2 separate regions of the Homo sapiens genome follow, and region 2 is linked to region 1. A link is an interaction called in ENCODE POLR2A ChIA-PET data of the cell type or tissue named here. Cell type or tissue: A673. All regions are shown on one strand. Each heading gives the region's core, and the rest is flanking DNA. Links, peaks and the distances in the headings are about the cores only.

Region 1 (8,342 bases), core at 280-8,279:
CTTGATACTGCATTAGGATAAACTGAAATTTGTTTTTCAATTAAGATAGTTTACACTCTTCCCATATTCTCCAGTTAGAATATTTGGCCAAAAAATAGTGTTTATGAGTTCATTATCAGTCTCTGGGTAAATGTCATTCTTTGGCTGCTGTTCTATTAATGAGCTAGCCATCTGACTTTCTTTTAATTTTAATGGGAATTGAGTAATCCAGTGTCTACTGGATAGTACAGTGGAAATTCAACCCCACTATTGGTAAAACCAAAAAATATAACTTTTAAATAATCATATTTCTGTTAAAAATGATTATTTAAAGGTTTATATAAGGACATAGTAAAGCTGATAGGCAAAATATTTTATAGCTGTTTTAAGCTATTTTATAGCTTCAATGTATTTATAGACATCTTGAATATAGAAAAGTAGTAATAAAGTTAATTCTAAGTTCCAGGTTCTTGGTAGTATTTATCTTTTAGTTTTCTAATTATGTCTAAACCCAATAAAATTTATTAAATTGCAGAACTAGATAAGATTCATTTAGTCTGCCCTGTTCAACAGTGTATAATGACCTTGAATGAGGTCATGAAATCTTCTGTTTTTTTTTATTTGGCACTAAGCCATTCATGGTAGTAAAAACCTTAGTGTAATGAAAAGCTTGACCGTTTGATATTGTGTGATGTCAAAGATGAATTCAAATGTAGTTAAGAACAGAATTACACTTTTAGCAGAACTCTGGATAAAATTGTGCTTATATGATGTTGAGCTCTGTCACAAGAGAGGGAATTAGGGGATCTTTGTGGACCTCTTAAGATGCTTAACCAATTTGTGGCTTTAATAATATAATGCTGGCAAAACAGAGACTGCTACCAAGAATAATTATGTTGGCTTTAACCCCTAAAACAAAACATAATGTTATTGAAATTAGATGATTGCTGTTGACTTAATAGGAATAAATGTTTGGTTTTGCTATTGCAGTGCTTCTAATTTTTATTTTCCAATATTATGCTTATTGGTCCATTATAATACTGTATTTCCCATATCCATTTTGTAATGCTAGTCATGCTCTGCCTGTCTGTAGTGTTTTTCCTTTTTGGTTGAATATCCTTCCACCTGACCATCTTCAGCAACTTGCTGCTTGTATATATTCACTTAATTCTGCAAATAGTCAATCATTTTAAATTTAATCTGACTCTCTGTGGTGTTAACTGTCCCGCTCAACTTGATGTATGTAAATTTAATGAGCATGCTGTCTTGCAAAATCCACAGCCATGAATGAAAATATTGAGTCTAACGTGTGTAATTCAGTTGGAAAAATGTCCACTCTCTCATTGCTGTTCTCTGCTTGATTGTGCCTTAGTGCTCCAACGAGTTGCATGTGTGTGCACAGGTACTAAGTTACATATTTCCCCCCCACCTCGGTTTTGCTAATAAAATGTGAAAAATATTTATTTGGTACTATTTTTAAAAAATCAGTCTAGTAGGGAGTTAGGGTCCCTAAAAACAGTAGCAAACTGGCAATTTGCTGGTGTGTGGGAACTTCTGGCCCCATGCAACTTGTAGGAAGACTCTTTGGGAATATCTTAAAAGTTGCTTGATTGACCTGGTTTCCAGGTAAGGGCTGCCGCTGACTAATTTGGTGTCCTTGTGCAAGTTACAGAATAGGTGTATGCTTTCATTCTGGATGGACACAGCACCACACAAGGTCACAAGTTTGGAAGTTTGGAATAGATGATGAAGTGAGTCTGGAAGGGACCTTGACCCCATTCATTCCTCAACCAGGTACTACTTGGCAGGGGTCAGTCGTTATATTGACTCTGTTCTAGGTCACTGAGGTTTAGTGTGGGTCTGCTAGTGTTCTCTGAAAAAGTGATGGATTTTAGCTTGGCCATCTTTGTGTCAGTGCCACGACCTGAAGATTTCTACCTCCAGAGTTGGAACTTATTCCCGTAACTGTTATCTGAAGATTCTTGAGAATCTTCTTAGGAGCAGCAATTGCTCAGTGTTCTAGTCTGGGGCTGTATCATCTCCAGCTTCAGTTCCATCTCCCAGAAGCTTACCTGCATCTCATGTTTGTCCTAAAATAGGATGAGCAAATTCTATTTGAGAACTTTTCTGACATCTTCTTTATTTAGCAAATATTTAAAAAGTGACCATTATGTTCCATGCACGGTGAAAGAGGCAGCAAGTATAGAAATATTTCTATTAAATGTTATCGGTGAGGGAGAAAAGAGTTACATATAAAGAGCCAGAGTTGAGGGAAGTTTTTTTGTTTAATTTTAATCCATTAAAGATTAACTTGCTTACATATTGATACTCAACCAACTGAGAGAATTTAGTGAAATAAAATAGAAGAGGATAATCGATGTGTAATGCCCTTTCTTGAGGTGGGAGGAAAAGGGATCTCGAGCATAAATGAATAGGAATGTCTTTGGATAAATGCATTGGTTGGGTAGGGAAAGATAGTAGTGTGCAAATAAAATGGTAAAACAGCAGAAAATGGAATTATAGCTTTCTTTTCATATAGGGAATTGAAATTTATTTACTGAGGGTGATAGGCAGAAGTAGTAGTTTCACAGTTCCTGAAAATAGCTAAGGTTTGAAATAAGTACCATATGAAATGTGAAAAGAGAGAGACTAGTAAGATTTGCCATAAATGTTGTAAGAATTGATGAATCAACAGTGGCCTGCATTGGAAGAAAATGGAAGGGTCAAGAAACTGGAGGTTTTTACTGGGGCCAAGAAAAAGATGGTTTGGGAGTGGGAGAAGTGGCAAGATGGAAGATTGAGGTCAGAGATAAGGATTATGGAGATTCTGATGATGCCTGTGGTGGACAGGTTTTAGATAATGAAAAGGTCCAGGTGTGGTCATTAGGACTGTAGCTGAGGACAGTGGAAGTGAAGCTTGCATTGGCAAGGAAGCCAAGGACACTCTAGGGCAGGGGTGCCCAATCTTTTGGCTTCCCTGGGCCACATTGGAAGAAGACTTGTCTTGGACCGCAACTAAAATACACTAACACTTTTGATAGCTGATGAGCTAAAAAAAAAAAAAAGAAATCGCAAAAATATCTCATGGTGGTTTAAGAAAGTGGTTTGAATTTATGTTGGGCCACATTCAGAACCGTCCTGGGTGCAATCTGGACAAGCTTGCTTTAGGGCCATTGTGGGTGATAGCAAGGTGTGGAGTGTCAGAGGAATCAACCCAAGTTGATGGCAGTGGAAGTGTTCAGTCAGATGTTACTAGCCCCAAGGAAATCGGACTTTAGATGATAACATAGATAAATAATATGGAAATAAGAATGAGGGAGATGAGATAGAACAGAGTTTAAATCTAAGTTAAAGAACCATGGTCAACTTACAGAATTTTCCTAAACCTCAGCTCTCTCCTCAATAAAGAGGACATACCTCAAGTTACTGAGGATTAATTAAGTAATGCTTATGAATGTTTAGCACAGTGCCTGGCTCAAGAATTTGACCATAGTTTAAGATTACAGGAGTACTAGAGGTCTTTGTAAAATGGTTCTGGGAGAATGGGTGAGAAGGTCAGTGCATAGAGCAGGTTTGGAATGAAAATAGGAGGAAATGTAAACAGTTGGAGAAGTTTGTGTTTTGAATGGAATTCTGTTACCTGTGTCTGACCTACTTAACCCTTCCTCTCAGGACCCTTGGATTTGTCTTGATTGTGGTTTCCTTAGTCTCCTTTCCTCCCTCAATTCAGTGTGTATTTACTATAGCCGAATATTCTACAAACCTCTTCTTTTTATTTAGGGGATATAAAAAAACTTCTTTTTTTTTTTAATAATGATGTTCTGTTTTTCTTTTTTTACCCCAAGTTATTTATAAAAAGTTCTATTAAAATATTTCAATTTAGTCTTTTAAAATAACTCTTTATTTTGAAATAATTTTAGACTTATAGAAGAATTGCAAAAATAGTATAGAGAATTCTTGTATACCTTTCACCAAACTACCTCTAATGTTTACATCTTATATAACATTAGTACAATTATTAAAACTAAGAATTGAATACTGAGACGATATTGCTAACTAAACTACAGACTTGCTTCAGATTTTGCCAGCTTTCCCACCCATGTCTTTTTTTTCTTCCAGGATCTAATCCAGGATCACATCTTGCATTTATTTGTCATGTCTCTTCCAGTCAATGACAGTTCCTTATCTTTTATGAGCTTGATACTTTTGAAAAGTTATGGTTAGTTATTTTGTAGGGTGCTCTCAATTTGGGTTTGCCTGACTTTTTTTTTCCTTGTGATTAGATTGAGATCTATTTTGGGATAAATACCACAGAGGTGATCAGCCTTCTCATTATATCATAGCTGGAGGTTTGAAATATCAATATGTCCTATTATTTGTGGTGTTAGCCTGGACAACTTTGTTAAGGTGGCATCTGCCAGCTTCTTCCCTTGTAAAGTTAGTATTTCCCCTCTATAATTAAGGAGAAAAAGGATATCTGCACAGTCTTAAAGTATCTCCTCAATTTATTTTGCTTTTTAGGTTATAATCTAATACTATCATTTTATTTTTCAAATTGTTCTAGTTTTGGCCACTTAACAGCTCTTTCAGTTTGGCTCATGTCCTTTTGACTTTCCTTCCTTCCTTCCTTCCTTCCTTCCTTCCTTCCTTCCTTCCTTCCTTCCTTCCTTCCTTCCTTCTCTTACTTTCTGGTACCACATTAATTTGGTCTTTTTAATTCTAGTCTTTTTGGATGACATAGCTGTGTTCCCACGTATTGAATGAAAAAAAAAGCTTTCCAAGTATTGTACTTCTGAAATCTGTTCCTAGTGCTAGTCAGATCAGCACAGTGATTCTGTTTAGATATAGATTTTAATTAGAAAGTAATTGGCCAAAGGGAAACTATTTTTTTTGCTGTTGCAACTCGGTTTCCCCTGGCAAGCCGAGAGTGGTCCCCAACATATAGTGGTTCGATTTAACGATTTTTCGACTTTACAGTGGTGAAAGCAACATGCATTCGGTAGAGACTGTACTTTGAATTTTGATCTTTTTCCTGGGCTAGCTATATGCAGTTTGACACTCTCTTGTGACGTGGGGCAGCAACTGAGAGCTGCAGCTCCCCTGTCAGCCATGCAATCATTAGGCTGAACAACTGACTGTACTGTGTCCCCAGCATTTTTTGGATATTGTGCTTTGTGTTTTCGCATCCCACCATGTCTACAAAATGTGCATCTGTGTATTCAAAATGTTATTATAAAATAGCATTTGTGTTAGATTATTTTGTCCAACTGTAGGCCAATGTAAGTGTTCTGAGGATGTTTAAGGGAGGCTAGGCTGAGCTGTGACATGCAGTAGGTTAGGTGTATTAAATGCATTTCTGCATTTCAATTTTTAATGGCTTTTTTGGGACATAACCCCATTGTAAGTTGAGCATCTGTATATTAAGGAGTACTATGAATGAGATAATTCATAATGTATATTACTAACATATTAATAGAACTTTTTAATAGAACTTTAACATCAAAAACAATAATATGCTCTTCAGAGAGATTAAAATTTTGAATAGGTGACTTGGCAAATGATGTTTTTGAGTGTGATATATTCAGCCCAATAGCCAGTTGATAAGATTTTTCCATTTAAAGGGTAGAGATTTATTTCATATATCCATGGAAATTTTAACCTCATTCAGATTACTCACTGAGCCTTATGTATTTATGTTTACTTTGTATTTCCTGTTCAGTATTTTACCTATAATAGATATTTAATGAGATACGTACATATATCAGCATACTGATATATTGAGGTAAACAGCCATTTTAGAGCCGTTTTACAATCTGTGTCTGCAGTGTCATTTTGTACCTATGTAGTGTGGTAGCACAGTAAAGCAGCATGTTTTACTGACCTGTGTTTGAATGGAAGGAGGAGTTAATACACAATAGTTTATATTGCCTTTTTTTTTAAGGTCAGCTATATGTGTTTCTATATTTATTCTGTTCAATTTATTCTGTTCAATTTGTTTCTATATTTATTCTTTCAATTTGAAAGAAGTCTTATTTTAATATCAAGTAAATTATTTTCAGATGGTATAGTAGGTACTTTTAGTACCCCCTCCCAGCTCCTTTTTACCAGGCTGGTGCACCCATGCCCCAGGTGATGAGTGTTGGCTTCTAATAGCTTATAGATGCCCCTTTCTCCAGAGATTTGCCCTCATCAGAACTAGGATTCTGCAGCTGATGACTAACTTGAGGTTGTTGAGGCTGGTTTCTGCTACCAGGCTATCCTGACTGTGGTGCATCTCAGGGTGAAGTGAGAATCCACCAGAGGCCACCTTTAGTATGTCTTTTTTCCTCTTTTGTCTTACCTCCTTTACTTTCTTATCCTGAGAGCAGCCCCACCTGCACCTGAATCCCTGTTTCAGGCTCTGCTTTTAAGGGAAACTGACCTTAGATAATGGAGATACAACATGATAATTTTGAGGAAATATAAACTAAGAAACATAAAAAATGATAACTTGCTCACTTCTCCCCCACTGACCTTCACCAAGTCCAGTTTCTTAGATAGCCTTGGGAGATGCTTCACCCTTCTGGAATTGCAACATAAAATATGGATATGCATTTTTTAGGAAAAAAAGCTCCCAATAAATTTTCTAAGGACTTCGTGACCCCCAGAAGTTAAGTGCCACTGCCTCATGGAGTTTTCTTCTTTCAGCCTTGTTTTCCATAAATAGAAATTCAAAATATATTCTAATAATACCATACCCCTCATGCTTTCATGCATATTTTCTCTCTACTGCCCCCTTATTTCTCTCTCTCTCTCTCTTTTTTTTTTTCTTTTTTAAAGGGCAGAGCTTTTCTTACGCTTTCAAATGCCATTTCCTCCTGGAAATATGGAGGATGACCTGTTAGATGAAGTTACATGCCTAGTGGGTATCCCACAAAAGTTTAGGGTGTTATGTAGTTGATTCCAAACTTTTGTATTGTTGTCTTAGTCCATTTTTATGTTGCCATAAAGGAATACCTGAGGCTGAATAATTTAAAAAAGAGGTTTATTTGGCTGTCAGTTCTGCAAGCTGTACAAGAAGCATGGGACCAGCATCTGCTTTTGGTGAGGGCCTCAGGGAGCTTCCACTCATGATGAAAGACAAGAAAAAGCTGGTGTGTGCAGAGATCACATGGTGAGAGAGGAGGCAAGGGAGAAGGTGGTGGGGAGGTTCCAAACTCTTATAAACAGCCTGCTCTCATGGGAATTAATAGGGCAAGAACTCAATCGCCCCCACCCCAGGAAGGTCATTAATCTATTCATGAGGGAGCTGCACCCATGACCCAGACACGTCCCACTAGGCCCTACTTCCAACATTGGGGATCAAATTTAAATATGAGATTTGCATGGGATAACATCCAAATTAGAGCAAGTATTATTTGTTTCCTTTTGGTTTTTTATACTAGGACTGTCATCATACTTTTGTCAGGAAGGCGAGTGCCATATTTAGGCAAAAGAGGTGGGATAAACCAGAGGAAGCAGCTGGGAGAATTTTGGGTTTCTCCCTTAATTCCAGATGTATCACTACTAGTCAGAGTTCTCCAGAGAAACAGAACCAATAGGATGCCTGCCTGTCTATATGAGAGGGGATTTATTAGGAGAACTGGCTCACATGATTATAAAGGGCAAGAAGTCCTACAGTATGCTATCTGCAAGCTGGAGAACCAGGGAAGTCAGCAGCGTGGCTCAGTTAAGGCCCCAAGTTTTCAAAACCAGGGAAGTTGTTGGTGAAACTCAGTTGGAGGCTGAGGTGGCTTTAAGGCCTGAGAACTCCAGGGAGAGTGTCACTGGGGGAAGTCCCAGGGCCCAAAGCTTGAAGAACCTGGAGTTCTGATGTCCAAGGGCAGAAGAAGTTTGTCTCAGCTCCAGAAGAGAGAGGGAGACTTAGCCTTTCTTCTGCCTTTTTGTTCTATCCAGGCTTTCAGCTGATTAGATGGTGCCTGCCCATACTGAGGGCGGATCGTCCTTACTGACTTACAGTCCAATGATTCAAGTGCCAATCTCTTCTGAAAGACGTACCTAGAGATAATGCTTTACCAGCTATGTGGGTATACTTTAAGCCAGAAGTCTAACCTAAAATTAACCATCACACCTAAAATTAACCAACCCCCAAAAATAACAATCACAACCACTTTTTTGTATGAACTGGTGTTATCATGAAGATGTCTTTCCAAAAAGAAAGCAGAGGCCTTTTTAAAAAATTCTTTCTACTACTCACCTTGAAATTTTATTTCAATTTCAGCCACAACTAAAGGGCTTTCTGTTTTTTGGTATTCTGTGTATATTAAGTATTTTAATTTACTAAAGAGACTGGGTAATGTTTGGCCATTAGCCTGAAAATAAAA
Region 2 (8,342 bases), core at 83-8,082, 150 kb after region 1:
TGAAAATTGCTCCTTTGTTTGGTGTTGATTTTTGTTAAATTGTGATAAAACTTAATATCACATAAAATTAACTATGAATAATTGTGGCTTTTAGTACGGCCTCTATCTAGTTCTAAAACATTTTCATCATTCCAAAGTAAAACCCTGGACCCCTTAAGCAGTCTCTCCCCATTATTCACTTCCCCTAGCCCCTGGCAATCACCAATCTGTTTTCTGCCTATAAATTTATGTGTTCTGGATGTTTCATATCAGTGGAATCACACAATATGTGACTTACCGTATCTGGCTTTCACTTTACATAATATTTTTGAGTATGCATTGTAGCATGTGTCAGTGCTATGTTTCTTTTAATGGTTGAATAATATTCCATTGTAGTTTTATACCATGATTTATCCATTCATTCACTGGTGGATATTTAGGGTGATTCTGCCTTTTGGCTATTGTGGATAGTGTTGCTGTGAACATTGGTGTACATGTATTTGAATACCTGTTTTCAATTCTTTTGGATAAATACTTTGGATTGGAATTGCTGTATTATTTGGTAATTCTATGTTTAGCTATTTGAGGAACTGCTAAGCTGTTTCCACAGTAGCTGAATCATTTTACATTCCTATTAGCAATGTATAAGAGTTGTAATTTCTCCACATCCTTGCCCACACTTGTTATTTTTAATTTTTTATAGGTGTTGATTTTAAGCTTTAAAAACCTCAAAATTTTACTGAAAGTGATGCTTTTATAAAAGTTTGATGGGACATAACAGAAAATCAAGTATATTAATGCCTATTATAGAAACTAATAAAGTCTTTAAGTAGGGAAATATGAAGATCAAAATAGTATTTAATTATGAAGTTTATTGAGTGAATGATGGCAGAAGATTCATAAATATGACTGAGAAGCTTGCAATTTTACATGAAAGATATATGTGTTATAGGTAATACAGTATACAGTATTATGTATGTCTGTATTAGTTCATTCTCACGCTGCTAATAAAGACATACCTGAGACAGGGTAATTTACAAAGGAAAGTGGTTTAATTGACTCACAGTTCAGCATGGCCTGGGAGGTCTCAGGAAACTTACAATCATAGCAGAAGGGGAAGCAAACACGTCCTTCACATGATGTCAGGAAGAAGTGCTGAGCGAAGTGGGGAAAATGCCTTTTATAAAACCATCAGACCTTGTGAGAATTCACTCACTATCACAAGAACAGCATGAGGGTAACTGCCCCCATGATTCAGTTACCTCCCACTGGGTCCCAACCACAACATATGAGGATTATGGGAACTACAATAGGAGATTTGGTTGGGGATGCAACCAAACCTCATCAGTGTCTTAATAGTTAAGTACACATAAAACATTACTTATGTATTTCATTAAGATTATATAAAGCTTGTTTACCTAAGCTGCCATAATTTATTCATTATAGAATAATTATGTTACAGAAAATTTAGAAAATTGATGAAAGAAAAAAATACCACCCTAAACTCCACTACACTATTCAATTTCATCGTAGAATTTAAATTTCCTTTAAGCTTTTCAAAACTTTTGTTTTCTAGCAGTGTTTATACTGCTAGAGTAAATAACAATATATATATATAGTTATTTCCACATATTTCTCATGCTATTAAATAGCCTTCATATCTTGACTGATCGTATAGTATTACATTTAGTCATTATATCACAGCTATTAAGTATATTTAAAAACCTGTTGATTTTAATTGGGATAATTAGAAAAGTATCATGAAGGAGATAGCTTCACTTTGCCCACCTCATATACTTCATTTCTTGGCTTATGTGTCATCTCCTTTGGGAAATGATTTCTATGACTTCTCAGATTGGCATAGGTTTTGTGATTCAACCCCACAGTGCCCTTTATTTTTCATTCATAGCTCTGGTTTGTAATTCTACTAAAATTCTTAGTTGTGTGAGTGGTTAGGAACTATGTCTTCTGCCTACTCTACTCCTTTTACTCAGGGCAGTGTCTGATGTTTATCATTGCTTAATAAGCTTGTTGGATGGATGAGTGAACGTACAAATAAGGAGAGGAAGTCAAGAGTGTGAACAAAGGCACTGAAACATGTGCTGCTGGGGTGTTTGGGGAAACACGTAGGCTTGGGAGCTAAAGATCAGCAGTGAAATATACTGCTCTGTGTTTGAGAATGAGAAGATATATATGGGACAATGTCACTGGAAGATGAACCTAGAAAGAGTTGTGTTTACATTAGGGAGGTTTATATGCAAAATCTAGGCATTTATATTTTCTTCTGTCACGTTTATAAATAAATTAAAATATTATATTGTCACAAAGTTTTAAATGGAGACATAACATATTATAATCTATGTTTTAGCATGACACCTTAGTATCACACAGCTCTGTGTTGCAGTAGGTAAAGTCCAGAAACTGGAATGTCAATTAAGAGACTACTTTTATTACCAAGGGCATTGGTGATGAATTTATGAATCTAGGTTACTTCCATGGGAGTACATTAGCTATAAAAGCTCTTTGAGGAAGTGTGATCCACGAGGTTTAGACAATCATTAGCTGGTAGATTTTGGGAAGAAAGCAGAGCATGGGATGATTTAGGATTATAGAGTGAATCAAGCTGGTGTCTGTAGATTTTAGGCTAAAGATAAATAGGTTTTATTGTTATCTGCTTGACTCAAGATACTGTTATGGATCTCCACTACAGATTATAAGTTGGCCACATTTTTCTATACAAGACTGAATAGTAAATATTTTTGTTTTTGTAGGTCATATGGTCTCTGTCACAGCTACTCAGCTGTGCTATTGCAGTGTGAAAGCAGCCACAGACTCTATATAAACTAATGGTCATATATGTGTTCCTCTTATACTTCATTTATTAAAACAGGTAGCAAACTGGTCTTGGCCCATGGGGCTATAGTTTGCTGACCCTGGTTATATTACTGAGGTTTTATTTCAGATTATATTATTAAATTATAGTAGATCCCATTGCAGGTGATGTGATTTCCTTCAACAAGGAGCACCAATCACAAGTAGGACTAGAGATATAGACTGTTATATCTATTAGGTTTCTTGATTCCCCTCTCCCAGATATTTGTGACTAAATGTTGCTAAACAAAATTCATGGGAGGCCATTGTCTTTTACTAAGCTGTTGCACTTGGCCTTAACATGCCAGATCAAACCAGAATGGAGTCACTTGTGCTAGGTGCCATTTAATCAAATTGAACTTTAACATGTGCCAGTTTTCTGAAAAATAGGAGATTCGCAGCAGCCAATCAGAAGGGGCCTATTTTACCTGAGCCTATATGATAAGGAAGTCCCCTGTTTTAACCCTATAAAGAAAGTAACTCAAAAATGACCAGTCTGTTTTTTGTTCCTTCTTCCTGCTTTCTTTACCCCTTCTCTAGCTATAAAATCAACCATCTCTGCTCAGTTTATTGTGGCACTTTTCTACATTTTTAGATGAGATGCTACCTGATTAATGAATCATGTATAAGATCTTTAAATTAGATCTTTAAATGAAATTTGTTGAAGTTTCCTTCCTTCCTTCCTTCCTTCCTTCCTTCCTTCCTTCCTTCCTTCCTTCCTTCCTTCCTTCCTTCTTTCTTTTTATGTCAAGCAAGGCAGAGAAAGGGTGTAGAAAGAACCACATTAAGAAGTTTGATTAGAAAATCTAAAGCATGGGCTGGTGAGGTAGCTCACACCTACAACCCCAGTGCTTTGGGAGGCCAAGGTGGGAGGATTGCTTGAGACCAGGAGTTTAAGACCAGCTTGGGCAATATAGCAAAAACAAAAACAAACACCCAACATATATACGAAAAAACACACTGGGCCTGATAAACCCATGCCTGTAGCTCTAGCTACATGGGAGGCCAAGGCAGGAAGATCACTTGAGGCCAGGAGTTTTGAAGCTGCAGTAAGCTATGATCACACCACTGCACTTCAGCCTTGGTGACCAAGTGAGACCCCATCTCTAAAAACAACAACAACAAAAACTAAGTGTAATGGAAACTAGGTAGACGTACAGGGACTAGAGATTATCTGAGTGTTAAGAGCAGGTTTCTTGGACACAAGGAGAGTAGAAAATGTGGAAGTATAAATGCTATGTCTTGGAATAAAGACCTTCTAGAAATAGGTCTAATTCTACAGAGTCAAAGAATTGTACAGCCAAGGAATTGGGATGAAATAATGGAAAATAAACAAGATTCTAATGTGGAAATTAACCATGAAGCCAGGTGAAAAGCATCGGCTTTGGAATCAGACTACCTGGTTGGAATCCTGTCTCCATAATGTTTTGACTTGGGATGAATTTTCAGTCTCTTTCAGATTAGCTTTAATTTTCTCATCTGAAAAAGAGAGTTAATACTACTTTTAGGATTATTAAGAGACTGTGTCTGTTGAGTGCCTGGTATGATACCTGACTCACATTACTCTAAAAATGGCAACTAGTATTATCATTATCATATTAATTCCATTTTATTTTTATTGCATTATGGCAAAGAAGTAGCTATCAAAGCTGTTATGAATAGGATGTTGGACTGGATTCTAAATTCCCTTCCCTATGTAGGACTCCTTTTTTATTGATATTCCAGATTTCTTCAGTGATATTAATTTATTTTTCTGAATTGACAGTTTAAAGCAAAAATAATAAATAATGATTTTATGGGACTTCATGCAAAACGATTGTGGTTTGTTTGTTTTTTTTTTTTAAATACAGAGTCTTGCTCTGTTGCCCAGGCTGGAGTGCAGTGGCATGATCTCAGTTCACTGCATCCTCCGCATCCGGGGCTCAAGTGATGATCCTCCCACCTCAGCCTCCTGAGTAGCTGGGTCTACAGGTGTACACCATCATGCTCAAAACAATTGTTATTAGTAAGATGTGAAACTCTTCTCTTCCTCCTCCTCTCCCTCCTCCTGCTTTTCTGTCTTTAAATTAAATCACAAATTTAGATCGTGTCTGATTGTAACACATCAAAAATATTACTTCTTTTCATGAAATAGTACAGTAACAGGGTCAATGTTTTTCATTGGTTTATTTCAAAATAGGAAAGCGTTAAGAGAATCAGGCGGTGGACCATGCAGAGTTAAAGTTAGAGGAGATTGCTGTTTGTGATAATGACATTTCCTTCACTTCTGTTGAAAGCTATTCAACACGAACATGTGACTCTTTTACTAATTGTAATGCATTACAGTACCCCATAATCTATGAGAATGTTCACCTCTGCACTCTGCCTGTCCAGCTGTTGTCTAGAACAATTATCAGCGAGTTATTATTCCGGTATGAGCTGTGTCATGCTCGAAAGTGGGATGAAAAAAATGTTAATGAGCATGCATGAATGTTGGTTGATGAAGGTTAAGTGGTTGCAGATATGCCCTCTGCATTCTTTCCTATGAATGTTCAGACTGAGGCAATGGGTTCTGATGAGGGATTACAAACAAATGGTGCTGATTGACAGTTCTTGATTTAACATTAAAATGGTATCTAAAGGCAAATTCTGTGTTTCAGCTGAATAATAGACACAATGTTGTTGACCCCTGGGTGCAACTCAACACTTCAGCATCCATTTTATCTTAAGAGTTTTTTTCCCTTATCGTACCAGATTTTCAAATGTTCTCATTTTTGTATTACATTTTATTTTAAAGTTGTGCCTGGCAGTGGTGGTATAGTTAAAAAAAATAACATATCCGTTATGTACTTACATTTTTAGAAGAATAACTTTGCAATTTTAAGTATGATTGAATTAAAATATTGTACACAATAGCTGTCTAAGTAGGTAAGCATGGGCCAGTACTCATCAGCAACATGTTTGTTTCTCTTTGTGTGTTTGCATGTATTTTAAATGACTCAAGTGCTTTTTTAGCATTTGTTTATTTGTGTGCTACTTCAAATTAGCTGTCTATATACTCTTTAGGAACTTTTAAAATTTATTGTTGTGAACATTGTGTTTCATATGCTATCTATTGAGCATAAACTTCAAATACTTCTCTTTTTTTGGAAGAAATGAACAATGTAAAGAATGGTATCAGGTAGTGTTCGGGAGGTTTTTTTCTCTCATCACTTTCCCCATCATTAATAATCTTGAACTTGGTGCATTGTATCCAAACTGGATTCTGTGCTTTGTAAACTGTAAAATGTTGTGCAAATATTTGTTTTTACTTAACCATTTTAGCTGAAAGGACAATATAATAGGAACACAATGCTTTGCAACATGTAACAGAAGTACAAAAAAGTGGAAGATTGTTCAATCATCATAGGATTGTAAAGTTACTAGATCATAGCTATCATTTTCTCATTTAATAGATGAAAAAAATCTGAGCGCTAAGTATGGAAGCCATAAAAGTGTTGCCAGTAGAGATATCATTTGACATATTTGGGTTATTTGTTGATCATTGAGAAATATTTTCTTATTTTTTATGTCCACTATGGAGACAGCTCTCTGTAACTCACTGCCTACTTAATGTATAAGCTTTCAGTAATAAGCCAGAGTGTTCGTCTTCATTTTTTCTTCGTAAGCATATTTTTAATATGTGAAGCTTTCATTTAAATTTTAATTCATAGATTTTTAATCTTTTTTTGGTAAAATTATAATTGTTATGGAAAATACTTGTAAATTAACCTTGAGTCATGAAGGAAACAGGACAGAAATACTCACCTGTACCTCTTGACCCTGGTTCTCATGTCAATATTCCTCTGTGGAAGAGGGCCTCCCTATTTCCTAGCCCAGCAGCTTTGTGCTTAAGGACTATTTCTTCTCAGAGCTCTGTGATTCCTATTGTATTAAGTGCTTAAGTCTTAGTGCTAGTGTGGCTTTTTTTTTTTTTCTGTCAGCAAGTGAAATTGGATATACAAGTCATATTCCCTCAAGGCTAGCTGCTACTTAGTACTATGCCTAGGATTGCAGCTATCTGCTATCAGTAAGCAGGGCTCTCGTTTTGGTTACTGGGTCCATCATGGCAAATCATGCAGCCAGCTGAACAGTTATTCAGCCAAGCAGCAAATAACATTGGATGCCTCTCCCATGAAAGGTACTGTCCTAGCTCCTGGGATACAGTGCTGAGCAGATAACTTCTTGCTTTCCTATAGTATATAATCTAATGGAGAAGACAGAAAATAAATAGGCCAACAAAAATGACTGTAGTTTTTGAATGTGCTATGAAAGTAAATGAGCAAGGTATGATGAGGGGTGTGTTTAGAGAGGATAGTCATGGAAGGTCCTCAGATTGGAAAGAATCTGTGATCTAGGATCCATCAGAAGTTTAGTGTGACTGGAGACAAGGGCAGGAGATGAGATTTGAGGTGTGGATTTTTTGGAAAATCTTCAAAGAAACATTTGAGTTGTTTTGAAGCATGAGTATATGATTTTTGAAAGCAGGGAGGAAGGTGAGGGCCAATCCAGCAGTAGGAGTGGTAGGGGCAAAGGAAGCATTGGTACAATATTGAAATACCCCTAGCTTAGGGCATAGTTATGTAGATGTTGATGATGGTGTTGCTGGCCCGCAAGAGGGAGTGGTGGTGTTACAAGTTAGTTAGTGGCCAGTTATGAGCCTGGAAAGATTGATTACTAAGGGCAAGTTCTTTCCACATGTTTTGCCTCTCTCCTTTCTAAAAGGTTCTAAAAGGAGGTATAAAGGATAATAGCCCCCCCCCTTTTTTTCTAACACACAGAAAAGTTGCTAGAAACAAGTTAGTGTTAAACATAGTAGTTTTTAATTCAACTATGCATTAATAATAAATGTATATATTTAAACAAACTATCAAAAATCCCATTGTACACAAGGTATGGGTAGCAGTAGAAGTCAAATCTATCAATTTTTCTTTCCAAATTTGAGTCCTTACGATTCTGCTTCCTTGTGAAGATTGGTTATGTGTGATAATTTTTGAAACAAGTGTTCCTATTCTCCAGTTGTCTTCCAGAAAATAAAACTGCAAATGCCTAAAGCTTTTGGATTCATCTATATTTTAGTCAAATTTTCTTCTACACTGTATGGAAAACTTATTCAGAGCCATAGTTTGCTTCTTTCTCTGTATGTATACAAATGCATATATTTATATTTGGAAAATAGCTCTTCATAGAGAAGAGAGGAAAGGAATGCATTCCAGTTTTGTCCCCTGTTAATCATTCATGGCCTACATGTAATACCATTTACTTTGTGAAGATTTTCCTGGTCCATCTACTGAGATGTTATTGCCTCTTTTAACTTTCTAAGTCCTCCATCATTTTTTTTTTTGAGACAGTGTCATGCTCAGTCACCCAGGCTGGAGTGCAGTGACATGATTATCACACACTGCAACCTTGAATTCCTGGGCTCAAGGGATCCTCCTGCCTCAGCCTCTCAAGTAGCTGGGACTACAAGTATG

Evidence for each region. Peaks named below come from ENCODE experiments on the same cell type or tissue, not always from the same donor. Only the 100,000 strongest peaks of a DNase experiment are listed, where the experiment ranks them.
Region 2: POLR2A ChIA-PET joins it to region 1 with 40 read pairs; 2 of 35 experiments call an interaction of 5 or more read pairs at or near these places.

What each region holds. Positions count from the first base shown.
Region 1 is chr13:60,096,224-60,104,565 of GRCh38, reverse strand. The region is part of intron 3 of DIAPH3 (diaphanous related formin 3); the gene reads left to right. Among named protein-coding and RNA genes, the nearest start is that of DIAPH3-AS2, 44 kb to the left of the region's middle. In A673, for the core only: no CTCF peak of the experiment used is centred there; DNase peaks (open chromatin) are centred at 4,345 and 4,725; H3K4me3 peaks cover 306 bases; H3K27ac peaks cover 8,000 bases.
Region 2 is chr13:59,944,084-59,952,425 of GRCh38, reverse strand. All of the region lies in intron 17 of DIAPH3 (diaphanous related formin 3), which reads left to right. Among named protein-coding and RNA genes, the nearest start is that of DIAPH3-AS1, 64 kb to the left of the region's middle. In A673, for the core only: no CTCF peak of the experiment used is centred there; DNase peaks (open chromatin) are centred at 1,235, 2,045, 3,555 and 5,265; H3K27ac peaks cover 5,890 bases.